Regions from separate parts of the Homo sapiens genome. Here region 1 is linked to region 2. A link is a loop called in an ENCODE intact Hi-C map of the cell type or tissue named here. Cell type or tissue: PC-9. All regions are shown on one strand.

Region 1 (8,000 bases), 1.5 Mb after region 2:
AGGGGCAGAGGTTGCAGTGAACCGAAATCACGCCACTGCACTCCAGCCTGGGTGACAGAGCAAGACTCCATCTCAAAAACAATAAGTAAATAAATAAGAGCATTTGGCCACATCTGGTACTGGAGACATGTAAGCTCAGAGGGCCCTGCTAGTAGACTTTCCTGGCTCAGTATATGTTGGGGTGGAAATTACCTGCACTCCCTTTAGACAAGAAAAGCTGATTCAGAACCTGTCATACTTGGTATTAAGCTAATGGAGCCCACTCTATTTTCAGACAAACCCCAGTGTCTGAACCCTTGGATAATTTGCAGTGGAGTCATATGGACTCAGGGTGGCTTGCCAGGGGTCAGTCAGTACGTCAGAAAAAAATGAGATTGGTGACGTGGAGAGTATTATTAGCATTCAAGTGCTCAGTTCCAGCAGCAGGAGCGTACAGCATGAACAACCAACTTGGCCATTAGTCATCTTGAAATCACCTGAACGGATGACTCTTGATAAGATAGGAAAAAAACAACCATTGTACAACAGAGAAAATATGATTTTTAGGAAGGTAGAGAGGAACTAGTGTTTGGGTTCACTTGTTTGGGGGTTGTTTCTCGCTGTTCCCCTTCCTCTGTGCTAGAAAGAATGGAAAGAAGAAAGTGATAAGTGAATAAATATAGAAAAATACAAAATATTCATAGAATTATGAAATCCTCTTCTCAAAAATAAAAGATTTCAGAAGTCATCCAGGTTAGTCCCTTCTTGTACAAGTGAGACAACTAGGTCTCTGAGAAGGAAAATGATCTGATCCCAGTCACCTGTGCAGGGAATCCAAGCAAGTCAATTACGTTCATTCAGCCCCAAGTCTCTTGCGTGCTCCGGGCCCTATTCTGGGGGTTAGAAACACAGGGAAAAACAAAGCAAGGCCCCAGACAGGCTTCTCTTTAGGTTGGGCAGAGGTCTGAGGTATAGAGAGAATAATGATGCAAGGCAAGGACTGGGAGAAGAGCAGGGAACAGAACAAGAAGCTTATGGGTGGTTAAGTAAAGACCAAAAATGAAGGCTTTAACTGCTGCAGAGTCTGAAGCTCCCACAACAAGATACGCAGGTAGGCTTGGTTCCATTTAACAGACCAGGAAAGTGGGAACCCTCTGGAAGCTGGAATATTCCCACCCAATTGTTGCAGAATGAAATTGTCATTTACCAAAAGTCCAGTAGTTTGCCTCCCTGCCTCAGGCATTGTGGGGGTTCAAAGAGTGATGAAGACACTGCACTTCTGAAAATCACAGGGCAGCAAAAGCCTCAAGAAGCTAAATGATTACATAGAGTCCGTGGAGCTGTGATAAGCGCACGAACACTCCAACTTCTGAGTCCTTTAAGATTTACACACACAAACACACACATCCCACACACACACCAATCAAGCAGGGTGTGCTTAATTATATAAACACAAAAGAGTTGGATGAAATAAGAAAACAGGTGAGTTTTGGATTTTTTATACACTTATCCGATGAAGCCTTACAGCAAAGTTGCAGCGATGAGACGTTTTAAGAGAAAAGATTTCCATCCTTTGTGGAGAGAATATTACATCTGAAGCAGTCCCCAGGGCCGTGTGAATTAGAGACGCTCCTGAATAAGAATGAGAGCTCCATGTTCATGCTGTCTTCCCCCCAGCCTGCCCCCAGCACTCTAATTATAGAGTAGTGGGAAGATTGTCTCTCTTGTTCTCTGAAAATGACTTGCAAACAAGCCAAATCATCTTAACAGGTGAAGCCCCTAGAACTGGTTGCTGCCCTGTGTGTGTGGTGATCAGACTTGCTGGAAGATTTTTCTGACTTGGAAATGAACTGATTTGAAAGTCGTATAAAATGCAACTGTGCTTGCTTATACATTGACTGAATCATCTGTGCTGACGAGAACATAATGACACAGTCACGACTCTCTGAGATGTGTGCCTCTGGCACTCTCCGCAAAAGATGGAACGGACCACTGGGAAAAGACTTCCTTTGAAGCATTTGAAATCCTCTATCCTCCCACCCCCCACCCATTGTAGTCCCGCCCTGTTCTCCAGTAGAAATGTTGTTGCTCCTCCAAATGCAGTCATTCTGTGTGCCAATTATTCCTAACATGGTTTCTATGTTCACATTTTCTCAGGATTAAAAACGTGTCCGAGAAAAGCAGAGGTTTTTAATCCATGGCCACGATCTGTTCAGCAGCAGCAGACCCCCTGAATGCCACATTTCGTGCATCTGCAGTTTTCTGATTCTCAACAGAGTTCACAATTCCCAAATGCTTAAAAGTTCATCTTTAAGTGATCTGAGAAGGTACCTGAGGGACCAGTGGCCTGTTATTTTGGGCAGAAGCCCAGGAGGGGTTAGCAGCCAAGTTTAGTCACACCTGAAAACGTTTGAACAGCCCCCAATCTACATCAGGGCACCCCCAATGATGCAAATGGAAAATAACTGAGCAAATGAGTCCACTAGTTAAACAACAGCACCCCCAGCGTGTAGAACGGCGCAAGCAATGCAAAGAGGAATTCCGCCGCAGGCAGTTAGGATGGATGGCTGGGGATGCTGGAGCCCCGGAAAAGTACTGGTTTCCAGCCAGCACTAGCAGTGATTCACCATGAGGTGACCAATGATGCCTAACTTCTACCAACCTCCCAGCGTATATTCAAGGGCTTTCTGCTGCATATTGGAGTCGGGAGAACTCTAGACCAGAAATCAGAACTCTGGAATTCAAGTACTGGCTCTGCCTTTAACTAGCCCTGTGATTCCGGGCAAATCACTTCACTCCTTAGGGCCTTTATTCTAATGTAAAGCATTGCTTCCAAGCCTTAATGGATATCCCTTAGTTTTCTTATTCTGACATCTATCCACTCCTTTATTTTTTTTTCATGTTTCCATAAATGTTTCTTGAGTCACTAATATATGCCAGTAATTAGGTGCCCAAGACCCTGGTTACCGTCTCCATGCTCATGCTGAATTTATGGATTCAAATTTTTCTCCTTATCCTCTTTCCAGACAGGAGAGGTCTAATTAGGCTAACTCCTTGCATACGAAAAATTCCAAGGCCAGGTGAGGTGGCTCATGCCTGTAATCCTAACACTTGGGGAGGCCAATGTGGGAGGATCACTTGAGTGCAGGAGTTTGAGACCAGCCTGGGTAACATAGTAAGACACTGTCTCTACAAAAGATTAAAAAAAAAAAAATAGCTGGGCATGGTGGCGCACGCCTGTAGTCCCAGCTACTTGGGAAGCTGAAGTAGGAGGATCACTTGAGCCTGGGAAGTTGAGAACACAGTGACAGCACCACTGCACTCCAGCCTAGGTGACAGAGTGAGACCCTGTCTCAAAAAAAAAAAAAAAAAAAAAAAATTCCAGCCCCCATCACTACCCCTGCTCTCCCTGTGCTCTTGCTAGACATTGTCATACCTACCTGCCTCAATATACAAATGAAGAGGCCAAGATCCGGATACAGGTAGAGACTTGTCCCAGGATGATCCAGTGGGTCACTTCTCACAGTTCCTGGGTGCACCCCCAGAGAAGCTTTGAAGCACATGGAATTGTTGGGGAATCCATTTCTCTGATTTTAAATCTGTATAATGGACCTTAGAGAAACTTTCAGCCTGAAGAGGAATACCCAGTGACCCAGACCTCCTTCCTCAGCGACCACTGGCGAAGAGGAAATAAAATAGGTTAGCCCTGGTGCTAGGAGGTATCCCGGGAAGCCAGGCTGAATCATTCTGAGAGTGGGGATAGGAGCGGAAAGAAATTTGGCCTTTGAAATGGATAGGTCTGGTACTGCAGAGATGGGGGAACAGGCCACCTGGGGCCCTGTGGCAGGGCAAGCCCGGGCTGCAACTAAAGAACTAAGATCCAGCAAGATTCCATCTTAGAGCTGGTGCAAACTGAGGCAATCGGTAAGGGAGAGTATGTCATTCTCAGTGAAAGAGCGCCCTCTAGTGTCCGTAAGAGACCTTGGCACCACTGAAGAATTTGGAAAGAATAAGAAGTACACAATCTCAGTAACCAGATGAGACTCAACTTGCTACCTTTCCTTGATTGTAGCCAAATTTTTCCTCCAACACATAGATACTTTCAAGTAATGAAAAGCAATTAGTCATGAGGTGAATTTGTGGATTTCCAGGAATTATAAGCATAGGTCTGAGTCTGAAGCCTGAAGGAGCACAGACAGCACCCATGGGCCAAACCTATGCTCTGGAATATTCTTCATGGTGTAGGTGTCTTGCACACGTGTGCATGTCATTTTTCTTTACAATGTAATTTTTAATATTTTTTTAGAAAATTGATTTATACTTATTTCAAAAAGCTTGGAAAACATAAAAGTAAATCTCTGGCCTTGAAGAAGTAACAGAATCTGGAATTACTCTTCCACCATAAGCAACTGGAAGTTGGATACAACATACGAAAGAACTAATTTTAGGCACTAGACAAGAGGCAACACGCATGGCATCACAGATAAAGAAAGAAATGAGGTAAGCCCAAACCTTGGAGCATGGAGGAGTGACTCAAGCAGAGCAAAGAAGTTTCCCTGAGTTGAAGAATTGGAGATTAAAGTTCAAGGAGGCTGAAGTAGCTAAAATGTGCGGGACAGAGTACCAGAGATGAGGCAACTGCATGGAGAAAGAACTCCAGAAATCTGACATGGGCTCTCCTTAGGTCTTTACTGAGTACTAGAGTGAGCAAAGAACAACTGGGAAGTTTTAAAAGAACTATGCTCAGAACTCACACAAGACTAGCAGACATTCAAACTCTGGCCCAGAGGAGTAAAGAATCCTCAGTAGTTATCTATGTCATTCAATGGAGACCCCAGAGGGATCATACATTAGTAATAAATCTGAGGTATCCCCAGAGAAAAGGCTACTCTGGACCTCCTCCAGCAAAGCTTAAAAACAAAACTTAAAGAGACAAAACAGAGTGACAGACAACTTGCTTCTCTGTCAAAACAAAGTCCCACAGTCTTTGAAGAAGATAAAATCCACTCAATGATGTAACATTGACAGTGTCCAGAATCCAATCAAAAAATTGTCAGATACACTAAGAAGCAATAAAATGTGAGCCAAATGGAACTTCCAGTGCAGAAAAATATAGTACCTGAAATGAAAATTGCACTGGATAGGAGTAACACTAATTAGACTTTACAGAAGAAAAGGTTAGTAAACTTCAAAACATAACAATTAAATCTATATGAAATGAAGATTGAAAATAATAAACAGAATCTCAGTGATCTAGGGGACTCAGAAGGGGGTGCAGAAAAAATATTCAAAGAAATAATGGCCAAAATTTTTCAAAATTTACTGTAAGCTATAAACCCACAGATCAAAAGCTCAACAAACTCCAAGAAGACTAAACATGTAGAAAACCACAAGGCACATAAAAATTAAATTGTTGAAAAGGAATAAAGCTGGAGACATCACACTATGACTTCAAAATACACTACAAAGCTATAGTAACAAAAACTGCATAGTACTGGCATAAAAACAGACACATAGACCAATAGAACAGAACCCAGAAATAAATTCATGTACTTACATCCAACTGATTTTCAACAAAGATGCCAAGAACATTCAATAGGAAAATGATGTCTCTTCAATGAATGGTGCTGAGAAAACTGGCTATCTGTATGCAGAAAAATGAAACTAGACCCCTATATCTCACCACATAAAAAAATCAAAATAGATTAAATACTTAAATGTAAAGCCTGAAACTATGAAACTACCAGAAGAAAACATTGGAGAAATACTTCAGGACATTGGTCTGGGCAAAGATTTTGGGGTAAGACCTCAAAAACACAGGTAACAAAAACAAAAATAAACAAATGGGGCTTAAACTAAAAAAGTTCTGAACAGCAAATGAAAGTAGAGACAACCTGTTGAATGGGATAAAATATTTTCAAAATATGCACCTGATATGGGAATAATAATGTCCAGAAAGTACAAGGAACTCAAATCAACAGGAAACAAACAAACAAACAAACAAGTAATCCATTAAAAAGTGGTCAAAGGACATGAATAGATATTTCTCAGAAGAAGATATACAAATGGACAACAGATATATGAAAAATGCTCAACATCACTAATCATCAGAAGAAATGCGAATCAAAACCGTCATGAGATGTCATCTTACCCCATTCTTAATAGCTACTATTAAAAAGACAAAAAATAACAGACATCGGAGAGAATGTGGAAAAAGGGGAACTTGTATACATTGTTGCTGGGAATGTAAACTAAAACAGCCACTATGGAAAACATTATGAAGGCTTCTCGAAAAATGAAAAATAGAATTACTATTTTGATCCAGCAATCCCACTACTGGGTATTTACCCAAAGGAAAAGAAATTAATATATCAAAGGGATTGCAGCACTATTCACAAGAGCAAAGACATGGAATCAACCTAAATGTCCACTAATGAATAAATGGATAAAGAAAATGTGGTACATATACACAATAGAATACTATTTGGCTATAAAAAGAATGAAATCTTCTCATTTGTAGCATCATGGATGGAACTGGAGGTCATTATCTTAAGTGAAATAACCCAGGGACAATAAGACAAATATCACATCTGGGAGCTAACTTTGATCATATGGAGGTGGAGAGTGGAAAGAGGGATAACAGAGACTGGTAAGGGTGAGTCGGGGGAGAAGGGAGGCTGAAGAAAAGTAGGTGGCTGTGTCCCCACCCAAAATCTCATCTTGAATTTTAATCCACACATGTCAAGGAGGGACCAGGTGGAGGTAATCAGATCATGGAGGAGGTTTCCCCCATGCTGTTCTCGTGATAGTGAGTGAGTCTCACGAGATCTGATGGTTTTATAAGAGTCTGGCCTTACCCCTGCTTGCACTCACTCCATCCTGCTGCCCTGTGAAGAAGGCGCCTGCTTTTCCTTTGCCTTCTGTCATGATTGTAACTTTCCGGAGGCCTCCCCGGCCATGCTGAACTGTGAGTCAATTAAACCTGTTTCCTTTATAAATTACCCAGTGTTGGGTATTTCTTCACAGCGGCATGAGGACAGACTAATACAGTGACAATACTTCATGAAAATGTCGCACCCTAAATTACATCCTAAGTACCCTGACTTGATCACTACACATTATATACATGTAACAAAGTTTCACATTTACTGCATAAACTTATAAAAAAAAAAGAAATCAATTTGATGAAAACCAATGGTAAAGAGAAAAATATATCTATTTAAATCCAGAGGAGAGAAACACTTTATTTGTACAGCAAAGTTAACTCAATTTGGATCTTCAACATAAATGTGAAAGCTAAAACTATAAAACTTCTAGAATAAAATATAGAAGATCATTGTGATGATTGGGTTGGCATAGATTATTTTTATATACAAGACAAAAAACACAAATCATCCAAATAAAAGTGCACTGTACTTTGTTAATATTTTAAAACTTCTGCTTTTTGAAAGATTCCATTGAGCAGGGGGAAGCAAGCCACAGAATGGGGCTAAACATTTGTAATACACATATCTAACAAAGAACTAGAATATATAAAGAATCCTTGTAACTCAATAAAAATAAGATAAACAACAGCGTTTTTTAAATGAGGAAAATATTTGAACAGTCACTCACCAAAATATACATGCAAATGTCCAATTCACGCATGAAAAGCTGGCCAACATAGTCATAAAATAAATTAAAATTAAAGCCTCAAGATGCCATTACCCACCCACTAAAAAAGCTAATTTTTTTAGGTTGATAATATCAAGTATTGGCAAGAATTTAGAGCAACTTGCAACTTTCATGCATTGCTGTTGGGAAAACAAAACCATGCAAACACATCAAAAGCTAAACATACACCTGCCATGCTACTGAGCATTTCCACTTTTAGCTACTTACTTCAGACATGGAAACATATGTCCACACAAAGACCCCTGCATCAATGTTCATAGCAGTTTAGCCATAAGAGCCAAAAACTAGAAACAACCCAATGTCACCAACGGAAGAATAGAGAAAAATGAATGGAATCCTAGTCAGCC
Region 2 (8,000 bases):
TGCTGTGTCTCAGCTCTAGGACACCTAACCCAAGTTCTCTAGTGTCTGGATATGCCTTACCTCCAAAATTCGGTCTCAGGCGGACATCGTATCTTGACAGCACCCTGTCCAAAATCTTTTGAACCACAGCTTCATTTGCACAATTTTTGCTGAAACAGAGAAGTCATAAGTAAATGCCGGTTGACTTGGGGCCCGCTTGCCAGTGGTTGCCTTGCTAGGGCCTTCTCTTCTCCAGCACATACGCAGACATGTCCAGTCATACGTGTACACACTCTCTCTCCCTGCTCCCCTCCCTCCCCATGGTGAGTCAGCCAGAAGCGCAGCGGTGACGCAGACTCCTCTTTCCTCCCCCCCCCACCTTCCCAGCTTTAATCCAGAGGGTGGGGCTCAGAGACTGGATCCCTGTTACCAGGCAGGACTTGTAGGGGTTGACGAGAGGAGGCGGTAGGAGAAGGGGAGACGAAGAAGAGTGGGCAGATGAAAGCCCTCAGAAAAATGCATTACTTCAGCCCCTTCAAGAGCCCCATCTTGCAATCAGCCTCGACGCTGTTTTCTAGGTTGGTGGGGGTCCTCCTGCCAGGGGCACCTGATTGCCCCAGGAAAAGTCATCTTTTGCTCTCAGTGCCCTAGTAAGATGAGCTCAAAGTTTCATTTCCCCTTACCTGGGCTAGGGCTGGGCATTTTTTAGTCACTTTTATGTCAACCTTGTTTCTGCACAACTCTGTTTTCCAGACTTGGCATATGGCATAAGACACACAGAGAGAGCCTTGCTGGTGTAGCTGAGATTTACGACCCTCATCCAACCAAACCATTTCAGATTCTTGGGGCTCAGAGCTCTCATCGGAAAGACATCTATTCTGGGAGCAGGTATATCTCTTGCTGAGCATGTGCTTCCACCCTGGAGGTGTCTTGGGTGAGCATAGGTAAGTGGACTCAGCCCAGCTCTGTGGAGAGCTGGCTTTTCCAGAGATCTCTGACACGCTCACCCAATTCACCTAGACCTTCAACAGGGCTCCTTCCCCAACAGGGCTTGCGAATCAGAACAGGCCCCGGCATCACTGTGACTCTTCAAATCTTTGACGCATTGCCCAGGGAACGTCAGCCCCTGCAAATGTGTGTGTTTGTGTGTGTGTGTGTGTGTGTGTGTGCGCACGCGCATGTGTGCATGTTCAGTGGCGCAGTATGGTATGTTGGGTTAAGGGCACTGCAGGGCTGTCTGCTGGAACCTTGCCAAACACCCCCCCCCCCTTTATGAGTACATGTTAATTTCTGGCTTGCCATTTAAACATTGTTAAAAATTATTCCTAATCATCTTTAATCAAAAATTTCATTTTGCAGCATCCCAAAATGTGCACATGAATTATTCCCAAATTAAAGCAATGCATTCCCACCTGTTTCCAAGCACACATTACCCATGTGCCAACGCTCAGGATCTGTGGCCACCCCAAATACACATTTCTGTGTGATTTACATGTAAAGGCTTCAGATACTCGCACACCCAAACAAACTTAAAATCAAAAAGAGAAAAAAACCGGAGTCTTCAAATATTTTCACACGACTAAGTACAAAAGCACACCCATCCCAGACCACACGGTTCGTGTTTATTCAGACACGATCGCACTGTCTGGGCTCCGATGGGTTTGAGTTAATCATTTCTATCTGCCGCATTGGAAAGAGTCCCTCATCCCCTCAACACATGCATGCACGCGCGCGCGCCTCAGGAAATGGACTAAAATGTAGACTCAAACAGGTGTCTCTCCTGTCTATGTTTTGTGAATTGCCCGTCATCCTGTACCCTCCTCCCCAATCCCACAGGTGCCAAAGCTGGGGAAAGCTGCCGGGAACCTTAAATCCTTGGGGATGGATGGACAGATCCTGGGACGAGGGCGACCCCCGCCCCCACCCCTCGGGCTGCGGTTTAGGCACACGCAGGGCTCAGTCAAGCTCCGCAGTAACAGGTGGGCGGAAGCACAGGGCTCCATTTCAACACCCCACTCCCACCTTACCCCTTCTAGGGGCCAACAGGCAGGGCCCGGGCGCCAGGGCTCAGCGAGCCCGGGTCCGAGTACCCCCCAGCCCGAGTCGCCCCCAGCCCGCTCCGTCCAAGAGGCCAGAGGTCGTCTGCCCGTCTCCATTCCCGTCCCCGCCGTGCCTAGCCTGGCGGTGCCCGCTTACCAGTTGAAGAGGTTCAGGACGACTTCGGGCACAGCAGAGGAGAACTCGAAGTGGAATTTCGGGATGGGACTGGGGTAGTTGCCCTCCGCGAGCCAGGTCCTGATGAGCAGCAGGATCACTGCGGCTCGCAGCATGCCTCGGATGCCCATGGCCGGGGCGTTCTGGGCGCCTGAGGGCGCGGGAGACGGGGCCGCGAAAAGGAACAGAGGTGGGGTGGGAGAGTGGGTGACTACTGGGGCCGGGGAAGGCGGGATTGCTGGCCCTTCCCCAAAGAGTCGCCTCTAAGGAGAGAGCAGCGAGGGCAAGGGAAGTAGGGGGTGCGGGGGTCGGCCCGGATACCGGAGATGAGAGCCCGGGAGGAGCAACCACCCAGCAGCTCTGCTGGACGCAGCTCCCCCCAGGGCCCGCCCGGCAGCTGCGAGGTGCGCTCCGTCTGCGGCCGCTCCTGGCTGCGACTGGGCACAGATCCCAGCTCGCTGCTGGCTCCGCCCACTCCGACGGCATCGCAGGCCCAGCCAATCGGACAGCTGCCAGGAGCCGCACAAAAAGGCGCGCGCTCCTGCCTCCGCCCGTAGCCTGCGCGCCGCCCGGCCCCCGCCCCTTCAGGCTTCTGCAGTCATCCCCCGGCCATCTCCAGACACAGGCAGGGCGGGGCCGGGCTGGGGGAGGGGGAGGAGGGCTGGCTCCTTGGGGGCTGGGCCAGGAATCCGCCTCAAGGGGCACTGGGTCCTGTCTCTTCTCTGCAAAATGCGAAATGTGTGTTTTTCTTGGAAGAAAGGGCCTGTGCCCGAGAGTTGTATTTGATGGTGAAGGGAGTGTGGTAATTTGACCGCCATGGCTGAATCTGCATTCTGAAAGACTTGGACAATTTTGGGCGTCAGGAGGTACCCAACGGCTGGTGACTCCGTACCCTTGAGCCTCCAGTAACCCCGCGTGCCTTGTCTCTGGATAAGGTCAAGGAGGATCCTAATGGGTTTTGTTACAGGGCTCTGGCCACAGCAGGACTGCTCCTCCCTCAGGATGGACATTGGGCTACAGGAGCCCAAGAGTTGCTTAAGACTTAAATTTCCTAGAGTGCTCTTCACCCCAACTTTGGGTACTCAGGAAAAAGACTCAAGGAACTGGAAGGGCTCACCAACTGGGGTCTCTCTGAGATGTGGTTGTGTCTCATCAGCCAGGGGATGCAGAATGAAGGTTCATGGCTGACACCATAGAAGGGGAAAAAAAGGCCAAGGTCAGTGTTTGGGGTGTTCAAGGGAGTTAGGCACTGGAGACCAGGGTATGCCAATGTTCCTGGGTTCTGACCCCATCATATGGAAAAGCCTGACATCTTGACTAGAGGGCTCTTATTCTTTCCACTACCTCAGACTCTGCCCCTATGGGACAGAAAAATCGTGGAGGATAAGAAATGCCTCCACCCAATTTCCTATGTCCTTCCTATCCCATGACAAAGCAAGTTCAGAAAGCTTAGAAAGTGGCCTCACCAGAGCCCATAGGGCAAATGGGTAATCAACAAACAGAGCTGCCATGTTCACCGGCATGCCACCTCCCACATCACACCATTGAGAAGAGTTGAAATCAAAACGGATTTCAGGTTTACTTTTGGTTACCTAGAACATTCACTGAGAAACACAACATCTCCCCCTTTTTTTCCCCTCAGTATTTGATGAAATGAGTTGAGATTGCTGGTGCCCAGCAAAGCATGACTTACCTGGTAGGCCAAGCAGTTTTGCACAGCTGAGGGTTTAACTCTTTTACCACTCCCCCTTTAAAATCATTTTAGAACCATACTTTTATGAAAAATGTCTCTCATAGTTTCCTGCCTTCTTTTAATGAGCAGAACACCCTCACACCTTTCTTTCCCATCTCCCCTCTTTCCCTGGCCATTGCAGTAAGAAAAAAGGATGATGGGACCCATTTGTCAGGATCACATATGAGAGCAGATTAAACCCACCTCTACTGCTACCAGTCCTGTCCCATCACCTCTGGTCACACAGACGTCCTTGTAGAGAAAATCCTTGTTTGCCAAAAATGTTAGAGCCATTCCGGGGCATTTTGTCCAGCCACCTCGGTTGTAATGTAGGGAAACTGAAGCCCAGAGAAGAAAAAGGGATTGGCCCAAGGTCACACAGTAGCAGAGGCCAAAACTAAAAACCACATTTCCAGGTCTGCTTACTTCGAGAAGAGTGCGTTTTCAGTCTAAGTCAGCTTTGACTGGAAGTTCTAGCAACCACCAGCAGGTGGGAGCAGATTTGTTTGAATGTGGGATGTTCCCAGCACTGAGGAATCAAATTCCACAGGCAATTGGTCTGGTCGCTCATTTGTTAGGGGAAACAAGCCTGAAGCCTGAAATTTTGTTCTTAGGTACCCTTGTGACTATGAAGATTGACAAAAAGTTGACGGCAACGATGAATTCTCTTCCAGAACTTACATCCCAGAAGGCCCTCCCCTACTTCGGGTCTCCCTAGAGGTAATGCTTCATTGAAATTTCTGACTCACAAGAAAAGGATAGCCAAAATACAAGAAATACAAAAATGCCATTATAATTTGTACTTATTGAGCGTTTGCCTAGTTAATTTATTATAATATCCATAAAGATCTAGATTGAATAAGCTTAAACCTGAATATGGGATAATGGTGTAGGACAAAGAACACTCATCTGGAAGTTAGCCCATCTGTGTTCTGACCCAGCTCTGCACACGACAGTGAATATTCCAGTTTGGCTAAAGGGTAGAGTAAGTTTGGAGGTAAGACAACAGGTGAGATAGGTAAGAGGTGAGAGATTAGGCAGAACCTGACTTTGTAAGCAACACACACTCAGTGTACAATAAATTCTTGTGTAATGAATGAGGCAAGAGAAAGAATCTGGGTCCTAATTTTCTAAAATAAAAAATTGTATTTTATTTTAGAGTCAACAGTAATCTTCTGAAGGATTTGTGCAAGGGAATGATACAATCAGAGTGGCACCTTCGCACTGAAGGAAAAACTGGGAGGGAGAGGGACTGGGGGCAAGAAGAGCACACATCTCCTTCTGGTAATGGCCAGCTAGGTAACTTGGACTAGCTGTTCCAGTGAGGACAATGAAACAAACTGGCTGAATGTAGAAAGAAATAATTGTCATAAAGAACTGAGAGATACTGAGGCTAAAATCCGGAAGAAGACAAGAACCCAGGGGGGAAAGCCCAGCACTAGAATCCTCTTTTGTCCTGATGGCTTCTACTGAATCTGGAAGAGAGTTATGAAATTGAGCTGCAGTTTTGGTGGCATCATAAGGAAAAAAGTGAAAGCTCAAGGCCCAAGGAAGTAGCGGATTTGATTAGCATTCTTGTCACTCTCAGCTGAGACCCTGAGTGGCTACCCCTTTGGGTTAATGGTGACCTATAAGTAACCAGCCCTTGTGTGGTCTTGTAAACCTAGATACTCATCATATGGGCAGTCCAAGGAACCTAAAGCCCTGATCTTGGATTAAAGTGGCCTTGGACAAGTAGTATCCTCAGGCATTTGAAAATACCCCAGCAAATGAAAAGACTCTGCTGGAAGGTATTATCATATTGGGCCTAGAATCATTTGTACAATAATTTTTCAAAAATATGTCAGCGTATAGTCAAAGATAACTTGGCATAAAAGGAAACACATAGACCATGACAGCCAGTAGACAACAAAAACAAACTCTCAAAGACTTCACGTATCAGAGTTACGTGACAAAGACTACAATAACTATGGTTCACTTTATTCCAAAAAATTAAAAATAAGTTTGAAAATATCTGTAAGGAACAGAAAATCATAAAGACTAATAGAGCTATTTTGAAAAAAATCAAGGTGAAAAACTAAACTATAACTAGTGTAGTTATACTAAAGACTATAACAATGAAACTTGAGAATTTAATGGATGGGTTTAAGAGAAGGCTAAACACAACTAAAAAGAGAATTATTGAATTGGAAGATAGGTTATAAGAAATTGCCCAGAGTTCTGTCTGGAGAAACAAATTATTTGGAAAAATAAAAAAGGGAGGATGAGAGACTCAATTAGTAGAGTGAGAAGGTCTGCCATATATTTAATTGAAGTCCCAGTTGAAGATGACGGCTGTAAATTTGAATTCACAGATTCAAAAAGCCCAATAAGTCATAGGCAAGATAAATTAAAAGAAATCTACTCCTAGACACGTTGTAGTGAAAGTAAAGAAAGCCAGAAGCAAAGAAGGCTATATTACTGGTCCAATTAAAAATAATGAGTTCCTGACCTAGAGCAAGAACAGGAGAGACTGAGACTAGGGGATGGAAGTTAGACCCTGGACTTTAGAATGCTTTTACTCATTTTTTTCCATGCTGAAAAAGGCACTTGTTAGAACAACCTGACACCTATGAGCCCTCCCTAGTTGTCATGCTTGGAAGGCCATTGTTCTATCGGTGTGTGTCCGTCATCTCATGGGCCATCAAAGAGGCAAATATTTTCCATGGGTGTGAAATGCTAGTTGCTGCTGAGGTCTAAGGCTGGAGAAATGTGCTTATATATGGCTTCCTAAGAGAAACCAGAATAAAAGTGAATCTTTGTAGAAGAGTTCCCTTCTGCTTACCCTGCCCTCATCATTCACTATTTCTAAGGAAAAACATACAAAATGAACAGTTCTGTGGTTCTCAGGGTGTCTTCCTACACTTGGGCTTCACTATATGCAATTGCTCCTTGGGCTATCTCATGCTGGAGCACAGTAACATTCCTGCAGGGGTTTATATTATAATACACTGAGCTACAAATAAAATAGGCTGTCTTTTGAGAGTGTGGGCTCCTTATTTGTTACTAGAGCTGTTTATACAAAGACTGAATGAATGGCCTCCTGTCATGGGTAGAATAGAGGAAATTCTGCTCCATGTGGGAAGTGGTATCAGAGCTCCTGTGTTTGGCTCAAAATCCTTCATGCATTTATTCTACTTGAGGGACAAGCATTTTTATGTACCCTTAAGGACTCTTCCACCACCACCACCACCACCACCACCACCATTACCACAGAAATCCCTTTTTCCAAGAGAGGAGAGTGGGAGGGCAGGAAAGCCTTCTCTATTGCCTAACCTCAAATCAATCAGAATGCTGTCTGACAGTGAAGACACAGACCTACCTTCACTTATAGCATGCAGTATGTGACCCACAATTTTGACTAACTGTCACAAAGGGAGGGGGTGCTGAATTTTTGATTCTGAGGTTCCATATTTTCTCTTCACTTTTTCTCGGAATTCACATTTTATGTAGGTCACAGCTCCCTCTCTCCCCCAAGCCTGCAGAAACGGGCACTGTATTAGGTATAGCATCTTCTAAAAGCATCTCCCTCCCTAACTATGAAAGAGCAGGAGCGGTGAGAATACTCCACTAACTCTAGAGTTTTTCTCCCAAGGACAGGTTGTATCGTAGTGTATTAAAGGGGCATTTGATTATGAACTTGAAGATCTAGATTGGAGCTCTGTCACCAGCTATTATACCTAGGCATGTGTCTCAGCCTCTGAAGCTCAGCTCTATCATCTGGAATATGGGGGTGGTAATAATGCCTACTTGTTAATGGGAGAATCCAGACAAAAAGGACTCCCTTTCCATCACAACTTCTAGCTTTGGGACCTCACCTCCCTTATCCAGTCAGATTTCTCCTTTCTCCATCTGGAAAGGCTGCGGTCACTACCAGATAGAGCCACTAGAGGGCCTCAGCTCTCCTGGTCTAATTGTGGAACAAACCTTTCCATTTATCTATTAAATAATTGTTTCTCCGAATCCAACAACAGCAGCAAAACACCTTATGCAGAAGCTCACTGAAACAGAGGGGGATAAGCACAGGGAGCAGAGA

What was found. Peaks named below come from ENCODE experiments on the same cell type or tissue, not always from the same donor. Only the 100,000 strongest peaks of a DNase experiment are listed, where the experiment ranks them.
Region 1: a loop joins it to region 2, with 15 times the contacts of the local background. A loop is called at or near these places in 32 of 110 quality-filtered maps.

Annotation. Positions count from the first base shown.
Region 1 is chrX:151,147,797-151,155,796 of GRCh38, reverse strand. No RefSeq gene overlaps it. Among named protein-coding and RNA genes, the nearest start is that of MIR4330, 16 kb to the left of the region's middle. In PC-9, CTCF peaks have their summits at 2,457, 3,731 and 3,935 (motif pointing left); DNase peaks (open chromatin) are centred at 2,526 and 3,946; H3K27me3 peaks cover 4,015 bases.
Region 2 is chrX:152,632,527-152,640,526 of GRCh38, reverse strand. It overlaps GABRQ (gamma-aminobutyric acid type A receptor subunit theta), which reads right to left and starts at 2,632. Exons shown (of 9, transcript NM_018558.4): 1 at 2,176-2,632; 2 at 61-149. The coding sequence starts at 2,324. MAGEA3-DT (MAGEA3 divergent transcript) reads left to right here. Exons shown (of 5, transcript XR_938525.3): 3 at 733-923; 4 at 4,540-4,645. In PC-9, CTCF peaks have their summits at 4,204, 4,404 (motif pointing right), 7,656 and 7,859 (motif pointing right); DNase peaks (open chromatin) are centred at 4,436 and 7,846.